Linked DNA regions of Mus musculus: region 2 is linked to region 1. Evidence: chromatin loops called from intact Hi-C (ENCODE). Cell type or tissue: left cerebral cortex. All regions are shown on one strand. Links, peaks and the distances in the headings refer to the core of each region. The heading gives the core; the rest is flanking DNA.

What was found. A loop is a pair of places that touch in the nucleus more often than their neighbours do. Peaks named below come from ENCODE experiments on the same cell type or tissue, not always from the same donor. Only the 100,000 strongest peaks of a DNase experiment are listed, where the experiment ranks them.
Region 2: a loop joins it to region 1, with 2.7 times the contacts of the local background. A loop is called at or near these places in 3 of 42 quality-filtered maps.

The regions. Positions count from the first base shown.
Region 1 is chr5:20,222,100-20,227,488 of GRCm38, reverse strand. The region is part of intron 5 of Magi2 (membrane associated guanylate kinase, WW and PDZ domain containing 2); the gene reads right to left. Among named protein-coding and RNA genes, the nearest start is that of Gm25761, 110 kb to the right of the region's middle. In left cerebral cortex, for the core only: no CTCF peak of the experiment used is centred there; DNase peaks (open chromatin) are centred at 1,950 and 3,040; H3K27ac peaks cover 2,513 bases.
Region 2 is chr5:20,300,207-20,305,595 of GRCm38, reverse strand. All of the region lies in intron 6 of Magi2 (membrane associated guanylate kinase, WW and PDZ domain containing 2), which reads right to left. Among named protein-coding and RNA genes, the nearest start is that of Gm25761, 190 kb to the right of the region's middle. In left cerebral cortex, for the core only: no CTCF peak of the experiment used is centred there; DNase peaks (open chromatin) are centred at 1,783 and 2,373; H3K27ac peaks cover 2,587 bases.

The DNA.
Region 1 (5,389 bases), core at 296-5,295:
TCCAGGTGACGCTTATGCATTATATTTTGGGACTACTCAGTGTCTCAATTGGTGGTTAGAACTGAACATTTGACTCTGTACAGTTGTAACATGGGGGCTCATGAACCAATGGGCGAATAATGAGGAATCTAGTATCTGTTAAGTCTTTAAGAAGAGGATAGGCAAAGCCAGAGGAACTGGGAAGTATGAGATTTACACAAGAAACAATCAAAAGAGCAATGAAAGAAACATAGGAGGTTCAGCTCACAGTGGACCTAGTAGATACACTGGGATCCAGACAGACATCTTGTATATTTTTCCTTCCAGCTATAGCAGGGTCTCAGATATCAGCCAGACAATCAGAGGTACTGGAAGTGAAGATCAGAAACATTTCCTCCAGAGTACAATCATTAACGGAATCTTGAGACTGTTTTCTACTTCACAAAGGAGATCTCAAGCCAGCAAAAAGGGAGGATACAGCCGAGATGGACTTTGGAAAGTCAGCTGATGGGTCCAAGTAGTCTTCAAGCAGCATTTTCTAGATGAGCTTTGTTCCTCTGCTTCTAAGGAGGGCATCTCTGTTCTGAGACCGATGTCCTGCTTGGCTTTCCAGGGCTGTGATGAGTACTGTGACCCAAAGCAACTTCAGAGAAGAACAGCTTGTTTGGCTTACATTTCTGTCACAGTCTGTCATCCAGGAAAGCCAGGGCAGGAGCTTCAGGTGGGAACTGAAGCAGAGACCACCAAGAACGCTGCTGACTAGCTTGTTTTTGATGGCTCTCTCAGCCTACTTTCTTATACACCCAGGACTACCTGCCCAGCCTTTGCACTGCTCTGAGCTCCCTAGGTCCTCATGTCAATCATTAATCAAGAAAACGCCCACAGGTATGTAATTCCACAGGGCATTCTGATTGAGGTAACCCTCCAATTGAAGTTGGTCCCCTTTCCCAGTGACTGTAGTGTCAAGGTGACAAAAAAAAAGTAAAAAAAAAAAAAATTACAAAAAACATAACAAAACTCCTCAACGCTAACCAGCACAAACATTAAGATCCGTGAGTTATGAAATTCAGAGGCCGAGGAAATCCCCTTTTCCTTTAGTCATTCCTGTGAGGCAAGGAGAAAATCCTACCTGTAACGTTCCTCAGCTGTATGAGCAGTCAGCAGCAGAGGGACTGGATGGGACGCTAATGGCTTAATCAGGTAATGTCTGTGAAGTCGACCAATAAATAAATCATCTAGCAAATATGCCAGCTTTTACCCATCCCTCAATTTGACCTCTGTACACCTGGTGTTGCCACATTATCAAGTTTCAAGAGGGTTGAAATTATTGTGGACATGTTCATCTGGTCCTAGTCAGATATCAACATAATCCATTACTTTCCACTTAACTGAGGTGAGTATTCTGAACGTGGGGATCAGGAAACAGGCACGAGGCATGGTAGTGTTTTATGACAGAGGAGAAGCACGAACCTCAGTGAGAAGATCACAGGTTCCTGTGTGTGTGTGTGTGCTCGCACACACATGTGCCTGTGCCTGTGCCTGTGCCTGGGTGTGTGTTCAGTGGGTGCGGTGTACATGTTTACCAGTGACCATTTTGTACCAGGTAGGGGAATACATCAGGAGATAGGCAAGAGGCAGAAATGTCCCCCCTTTTCATCCACACTTGGCTTTTCTAAATTCTTTATCTCTTTTGGAGAAAAGTAATTTCCAAGTTCTTTAGACTATCCATAAAAGCAAATATATCTATGGATAAATATTAAGGGGCCATTAGTATGCCACCACAGGAGTCAAATTAGCATTTCTATACCACACTAGCCTAGGTCTCAAACACTGGCTAATTTAGGAAAGAGCTGTGAGCTCCCAGCTTTGCTGAGTTTATATAAAGCATTTCATTACAGAATATGGATTTTTAGGTTGAACTAGCGTTAGCAGTGTGTCACTTTAATACATTTTGACAGATTGAGTCTCTTATAGTTAACAGTATTTTTAGCTGTTCTTCAGAAATGATTCTGAAAGAAATGTGGGTAGTAGTTACCTCCAGTAATTGTCTTAAACATCACATGAAGACCCAGCACAGTATTTCTCAATAGTGGCGCTCAGCAGCCTTGTAATTTGCATGCTCCTCCAAGATGCCTTACAAAGGGGATATTTTTAATGCCTTTGGGAGACAACACACTAAATAGCTTTTCCACTTCCCTCAAATTATGTATTTTAAACCTTAATAATTCCATTTGAGGATAGGATTTAATGGTGGGCAGGAAACCACACAAAATGGGATCGTTGAGAGTTCCCCCTACCCCCCCAGTCTGGATGCTATCTCTTCTTAAATTCAAGGAAGGAATGTCTTTTCATTTTGCTAGCTAGGGCAGATTCAGGTGCTTGACATCAATTTTCTATATCTATCCAAGATGTGTGTCACCAAAAATGACATTAAAAGGAAATGCTGCTGCAGTATAATCTTATACTGTGCTTTTCCCCGATGGGCTTATTTATACCAGGCTTTAACAGAGATGGACCTATTTAGGTTCCATTTACACAGAGACTGTTCTTATTCTAGTGAATAAATGGTACATGCATTTCCATGAGCTTTGAAACATAGTAATGTCTCAATTTATATGTTTCTATAGATGAAGCTAAATGCTCATGAAAAGAATCAATAGCTATTCAGGTTTAGTTGATGTCATGTTTAATAACCTTGATGAAAATCCAGAACGCATGGCTTGTCCTATCTACCCAAAAAGCTCATGTTAAACTACACATTAAGCACTGTAATAAACGATAGAGGACTATAATAAGCCAGAATTGGAGAGTCATTCTAGTTTAAATTCATATCCCAATACCTTGGAGGATATGCACAGATTGACCTACAAGTGGATCAGGAGTGCCCATACATGTTGTGCCCTTAACCTTTGCCAAGTTGGCAAAGCATCAAGTTAAATAATAACATCTCATCTTCTCACGCAAAACGTGCTTCATCTCAACGGGAGAAGCTACTTATAGCACAGCAGTCACGTGGAGGCAAAGCTGCAGAGCCTGCCTCTCACTTCTGATTGGTTCCTTGTGGCTGAAAATCATCATGCATCCACTTTACAGATGCAGAAGCAGAGGTTGAGAAGCCCTGGGTAACTTGTCCAAGGTTACATAACCCACACATGGAGCTGAAAGGACTGGAGTAAACCCAGAGCCAAGCAGTCCCACACTCATGTGTTTGACTATCTGAAAGGAGACATGTGTGTTGTTTCCCAGTCTCTTTTTCATAGGAACATGTTTCTCTCCTCTACTAGTGGTTATCAGGGATCTAGTCTGATCTCCTGATAGTCATTTAGAAGAAACTTTTCATACGACTTGAAGGTTGCAATCACTAAATCCACTGAACGTGTTGAATGCCTTGTGCTCAGCAGGTATTTGCCATATTAAACTGCATGTGCACAGAGAGCACTCGGGGTGAGCAGGCACCAATAATGCCACTAGAAAAGTGTTCTTCCTGAAGTCAACTTAAATTTCCGATTCAAGACACTGGCAAATTACATTTCAATCCTTCACATCTGACTTCTTCCCCCTAAAATAATTTTTCTAAAGAACTCATATTTGTGTAATTTGCATACAAATATTAGGTCTCCGGATTTAAAGTAAAGACTATACTAAAATAATGATTGGAGATATAGCTCAATGGTAAAGTGTTTGTGGAGTCAGCATAAGACCTTAGGTTTAAGTCCATGTAATGTCAAAAAAAAAAAAAAATTAAGTTAATCAGAAAATGCTACAAACAGGTATTCAGTGGAGCAGAACTTAATAATTTTTCTACAGTTTATGCTGTGCTTTCTCCCCCATCCCATATTTTTCACACTTCTTGTTTCACCCCCGTCAGGATTCAAGCCCCATTCTTAGGAGCAACTCACTTCAAAGTCATCTTTAATGCATGCTTTCTTTCCCTTCTCTTTCTGTTCGATTTCTTTCACCTTTATTCTGACTTTTCCATACATTACTAGCTAGGCCAAAACAAGGTTTCTTATATTCTATGCATTCTTGGATGGTTTTCTTTTACAATTTAAATTTGATGAGTGCTACTAATTCAATGTTTCTCCCCATTCTCTGTAAGTCAACAGGTTGAGTCAGGAGATAATTGAAATGTGTGTGGACATTCAAGTTTAAAAAGCAGTCATTGTGTAGTTTCAGAATAAAAGTAAGACAGACTGTTGACTGCATTTTGCTAAAATCTAAACTAGAGTTATTTAAAGTCATATGAATTTATTCCTATATCATAGCCAAAACAAAGCAAAACAACTCAGGATTATCTCCTTTTCCAAAGACTTTCTCTTCTTTCTGTATTTTCATTCAAAAAGAGACCATTAGAGGCTCAATAGATATAATTGGTTGGAAATATATTACCTCTAATTAATTTTGGATATTTTCCCTCATGATATGATTTATTAAAAGACTTACTTTATGAGTATGTGAATTCATATAACATTTCTTTACGTGCATGTAACAAGCATTTTCCAAAAGAAATTTTATTATAACTATTGTTTTCCCTATTAGAGATATACATTTTGTAAGATTTTGCCTAAAATACTTATTTCTTGTCTGAAGTTTAACCATGAATCTTGTGCAGGTACAGAAAACCATGTAGGAAGGAAAAATATGAAGTGTATCTATTATTTTTATAAAACATATAAAGCAAATGCAGTCAAGCTTTGTGCCTGGAAGTAACACGCCGTGCCGAGAAGAGAAAGTGGTTCTCTGATGTTGCCAAGTTAAGAAAAAAGGCTTCTATTTCTTCACAATAAATTCCCAAAGTATTTTATCTTCTAGCTGTGGGAAGCTTTTTTTGCTGGACATGATTAATGATGATTTACTTAAACGTAACAAGATACAGAAATAGAAACAAAAAGGAAACACAGTGTGTGTGTGTGTGTGTTTACAGGTTAAAACAATTTCATCTCTTACACAGATTTGAAAACCAGCTGCACTGCTAGCATTTTCCACATGTGTTTCCAGTGTCAAAGCCCGTCATTGAAAACTGCATTATTTAAGGTGCCAAAGTGTCCACACCACTCTTGAAAATGGTAGGAAACAACAGGTTCTCGTTGCCTCTTTGGGTTTTTTATTTGTTTTGTTTTGTTTTGTTTTTTGTTTTTTTGGGGTTTTTTTTTGCCAGTCTGTCTTGAGTCACTAACTAAACTGACTCCCAAACAAAGAAACTATGTAATGGGATCCCCAAAGCATGTCAATTGAGATTAACGCCACTCTTCTCTATGGAACATTTAGCCTCTGGAAGAGGGTATTTCCAGTTAAGAAACATACTCCTAAAGACAAACTACACAGCATGTAACCATGAACCTTGTCAGTTTATTCAACTAGTGTATGTGTAAAATCGTTCTTGATGCACACCATGTATGTAGTAAATATT
Region 2 (5,389 bases), core at 300-5,299, 78 kb before region 1:
TTGTGCCCCTTCTAGGAATATTGGATAAAAGTAAACTTACTTCAGCTGCTGGAATTCATATGCCTCTATGGGAAAATATGTTTTTGCCATGTACATGTGGTGTGTGTTTGTAATTATACACTTTACTCAGATGACTCTTCTTAAGCCTCAGAGTATAAATTGTCTGATGCTCCCAATAAAGTTGGCTTTTGCACAAGACTGTAGAATTCCTCATTTGTAGGCCCCACTCTCCCAGGTTCCTGCTGCCACCTCTAGCTTTAAACACAGTAGACCTTTCTGGAGTAATGGGGATGGTTCATGCTCTGTGGTGTAGTAGCAGTGTGCGTAATATGGCCAATGTATATGAGAGCACTAATATTTCACTTAAATTAATTTAAAGTTAAAGATTGTGTATGCTTGGTGGTTACTGCATTAGTCAGGGCAGACAAGGGCATGCTATAAAGACCTATCTTCTTTATAAAAGCCATTGGTTATTTTAAGTTGGAAGGTAAAGTAAGCTTCAGAATTCCTACCTGAAAATGTACAAATAAAATCTGCTGATAGGAGGAGGGGAGTTAGTGAAATTGTGCAATATATTTTGGTTAGCACAAACTCTGTACACAGTAAATAAGCAGGAAAAGAATGTTAAGTAATAACAGTAGGGCTGGAAAGATTGATCAACAATTAAGAACACTTGATGCTCTTGCAGAGGACTGAAGTTTTGTCCCCAGTACTAACACTGAGCAACACATGATTGTCTACAACACATCAGAGCCGAAGGGGATCTGATACCCTCTTGTGGCATTTGCCAGGACCTGTATGCACGGGCACATACTCATACAGATGCATGTGTGTGTGTGTGTGTGTGTGTGTGTGTGTGTGTGTGTGTGTGTGTATGTGTGTAAATGCACCAAACCCACCTCCAATATTTTTAACATCTAAAAAAGATGATTATTAAAATATGGAGCACAGTATTTCTGTCACTTTTGTTCTTACTCTAAATAGTACATAAGGTTTGGGTGTTGAAAAAAGTGGGTTTTACAAAGGAATTATCCCTTCCCTCTTCAGATAATGGCAGCTTCCTAGAAATCAGGAAATTTATTATATAGGGTGAGTAGGCTGTGCCTGGTTATCAATAAGTATTGATCAGCGTACAATTTCCTAAAGTAGATTGGCAAACATACAATGTTTCTTTCCATATACTTACAGCTCATGAATCTGAGTTCTAGTGTCTTGACTCCAGCACCTAGTTCTAAAAGGAAGGTCAAACTAGTCTTAGCACTTGTGAGAATTCTAAGGTGGGTAAATGATTTTTTAATTAACTAAAAAATAATATTTCATTTGGCAAAAGAAAGCTGGGATAAATACTAATAACGAGGCCCATCTTTCATGAGCCCAAAGAGAAAAGACTTTTTTAGAATTGGTAACTCTTTAAGTAAGATGTTGGTCTACGTCTGTTAGTTGATAGACATACATGTGTGCACGCATGTGCTTATTCAAAGGCATGCAGAGGGAAGCACAAGGCCAAGGATGACATTGAAGAATACAGTGTTTAACATCTTAGCACATGCTGTGATCTAGTGTAAGCATCCTGGAGAAATAGGTTAGGACGAGAAGTTGGAGGAGCTAGATCTGGCAAACGTGCCTTTCTCTGAAGCTGAGTGACAAATGATTTTCCTGTGAGGGAGGGAGAAGATCCAAAAGAACTAACCTTGTTGTCAAACTTCACAGAGAACCCATTTCACTTACCACCTGCAAAATTGCAGTGTTTGCATACGAAAAGGCAGTCCCTTATACACACGCGCGCACACATACAACAGTATGACACGTACTACCAGAACCACACAGCAAAGCTTCTGAAGGTGAGAAAACTGACAACCAGATGCCTACAAACCGCAGGAAAAAGTAGGCCAGACTTACATAAGGAATTGTGCTGACAACCCCACTGGTTATGGTATCAAAGAAACACTTGTGGGAAGCCTAAAGAAGATAGAGGTCTTACTGACCAGATGGAGTCAAGTACAAGCAGGCATTCAAATGACCTAGTTTGTCCTCCCAGGGTGGCCATGCCAGAGGACACAGGGGTACAATGGGTGTTTTTTTTTTTTTTTTTTTAAAGCTCTGCAGTTCCTGTCATCATTCAATTCCTTTGAGTTTCTATAGTTGCATGCCACAGTGGCTGAGGGTGCAGCTAGTTCAGGGTAGTGTTGGCACTGATAAAGGCCTGATTATTGAAAGCCTGCTCATCATTTGCCTTTTCATTGCTACCAGAACAACAGAAACTAGAATCAGTAAATCTAACCCCTGAACAAAGGCCCTTCAGAGGGCTTAACAGTGGCAATTACCAAACAGTGCACACCATGGTTCTTGGCAGGAACTGGGGAACAAGCAGTGAAGAATCATTGCACACAGTGAAAACTTTGGGGAGTGCTTCAAATAGAAAATATGTAAATTTGAAGAATGAGAGGGCCCTCAGAACAAACAACTGTTCTCTCGAGAAATCAGAACTAAATAAAGTTTAAGAACGTTGCCCAGCTTTTTCAGGAAGATGACTCAAAGAGAAATCATCAACTAACCACTCAGGGAGATAGTAAGTTGCATGTCCATCCGTGTCTTGTGATTGGGACTGCTTGTATTTTTACGACAATACCATACTGGCACTTCTATCTTAAACTCTTGATGACTAGTTATTATATATAGGGGTATAATAAGGCCACTGATACTCTTCTCACCCATCAGTCACGGACTAAGTTCTAATGATCCTTTATAACTTTTTTTTTTAAACATTGAAGTGATGTTCATATCCTGGCCATGTATCTTAAATAACAAAATCAAAATGCTTAGCCTGATCATGGACTATGAGGAATGAAAATTAAATATGATCAAAAGAAGTTTGTAAAGTTGTGGACCTTATTTTAGTACAGTGACTTTTTGAACATTAAGAAAGATCAACAAAGAGCTGGAGATGCCTCTGGCACTGGGCTTGACCTGCCTGGATTCTATCTCTACTGTTAAAAACAAAATCTAAGGTAGAGAGAAAGGAGCAAAGTTGGACTTCTATATCAGATCAGAGGCAATAGACCAAAAAGGAATACATGAGGTGTTCATGTCTGGTTGATAAACTGGATGTAAATCAAGTACAGGGACAAGATGGTATTTATCCAAGAAGTCTAAAGGCACTCAAGGATGAATTTGTGGAACTTTGGCCAAATATGTAAACTGTTGTTGCAAACAGTGTACCTGGAAGTTGTTAGTGTGTTGGGAGATTTCTCATGTAATTGCCATCTGTCGGGATTATGGAAGAATCCCGGAATATAAGAAACAGTTCCAAACCTGGATTCTGGGCACAAACGATAGAAAAACAATAAAATCAGGTCACTGTTGGTACCCATCCTTAGCAACTTGATGACTGATGTGAAAGCTGCCTGCCTTCCTTAAGAGAACACCTGGCCATGGAGCTCCTCCCCGCCCTTAAAGCAGGCAAGCATAAGAAACAGTTTAGCTATCAAGGACTGCAATTGGTTTATGGGCTACATACACATTGCTCTTCTGATAATACACTTGGCAGCTTGAGACTCTTTCATTCATGTACTATGTAAACACACAGTTCATCTAAAAATATAGGAATCCTAACTGCATCAACCCAACTACGAGGAATGAAGTATGTCTCTCCTCTCCGAGGAATGAAGTATATCTCTTCTCTCCCTAATAACCATCAGGCTTGGACAGATTCTAGTCAAAGGTATTGGCAACACATCCAGGCGAGAGAGTAGGAGGACCAATATGCCTGAGGCAGTTTTGTATGAATATACAACAAAGCAAACTGTGTCCTTTAAGTGAACTTTTAGGAAAGAACCCCTGTTTACCATTGTATACCCATGTATAAATACATGATTAAAACCACCTAGAGGAAGGGATCTGCTCAGTCAGCAAAGGCTTTTATAACTCAAGCCTGCCAATCACAGTAGAACTTTCTCAAATTATGTCATGAAATTTTTCCTACCCTGGAACTCCATAAACGATATCCCTGGCAATAACTTGGAGTCCTTTAATACCTTCAGCTTTACGCACCAATGACAATTTTGATTATATACATTTTCCTTCTTAACCTACACTACGGCTTTATTTCAAATAACATTTGCCTGCTATGTTGTCTTCGTCTACCTTTATTTTACTCTTGACTGAACACCTAGAGCCACAGCCAGTCCAGGCTCCAAACACCAGTAATGTCTTTAAGCTCTTCAAGGCATTAAATGATAACCATAGGGACAACGGTGACCACAATTTTACCTTTCTTTTTAAAGTGCTCTGGACTATTTATGTATAATGAGTGTTTACAAAACACAGCTGTGTTACCTGTATTTACAGAACATGGCTGTCCCATCAACATGGGGTTGGGGAAGCTTGCTGCCACATAGGAAAGCAAGGAGACATTGGAACACTTCTCCTGAGGCATGCTGTGGGATCATGGGAAACAGTTACATCATCATAAACATACCGTATGGAAATTTAGAGTGCCAGATAGAAATGTATGCATTTTCTGAAGGGCGAATTGTCAGGAAAGTGTCGAGCCAAGATGTCTGAAGTCGGAAATTTAAGCCTGATGACTTAGGATCAATCTCTAGAACCCATGTAAAGGTGGCAGGAGAGAAGTGAGTCCAGGAAATTGTCCTCTGCCCTCCATGTGTGACCTCCGCAGCACATGTGTACTTCTACAACTCATGACATGCACCCACACTAATGGTGAAGTTTAAGGGAAGGCTTGAAAAAAGAGTTTTAGACAGGAAGCAATGAGCTGATTTCAAGGTGCATGTTGACTGTGTTTCTAATCAGTTTCTCAGCTTACGGGTCACTATAATTTGAGACAGGAATGGAGCTGGGTCATCATCTCAGAGCATGACAAGCAAACCTGGAGGACAGCTGCCAAGCCCTGGTCTGTGGAACAGGGATTAGCCAATCCAGACCCTGCACGTGTACCAAATACAATGCCTGAGTATTTGTGGTGGTCGTGAGCACTGTAGAGCCTCCTGTTAACAGTAGTGCATTAAAACAAACTAAAAGGATAGGGACTGAGAAGGAGTCTCAGTCAATCCACAGGACTCACATAAAATTCAGGAAATAGTGGTGGAGAGGTAGAGATGGGTAGATAACGGGTGCTCACTGGCCAGCTAGGTTTGTTGAAGTGCTGAGCTACAGGCTCAGTAGGAACACCTGCATCAAAAGGTAGGGATGGAGAAAGGCACCTCCTTCCTTAACATCCGGAGAGCGTTAGGTTTACAGTTATGTACCAATACCTTGTGCTTTATGGAAATTCTAAGAGCCAAAAAAGCAAGGAGATTCAAGACAAGCATAAAAGTGAGTTTTTGGGTTTTCATTTTCATTGAAAAAAATTAAAAACAAAGTTTGTATT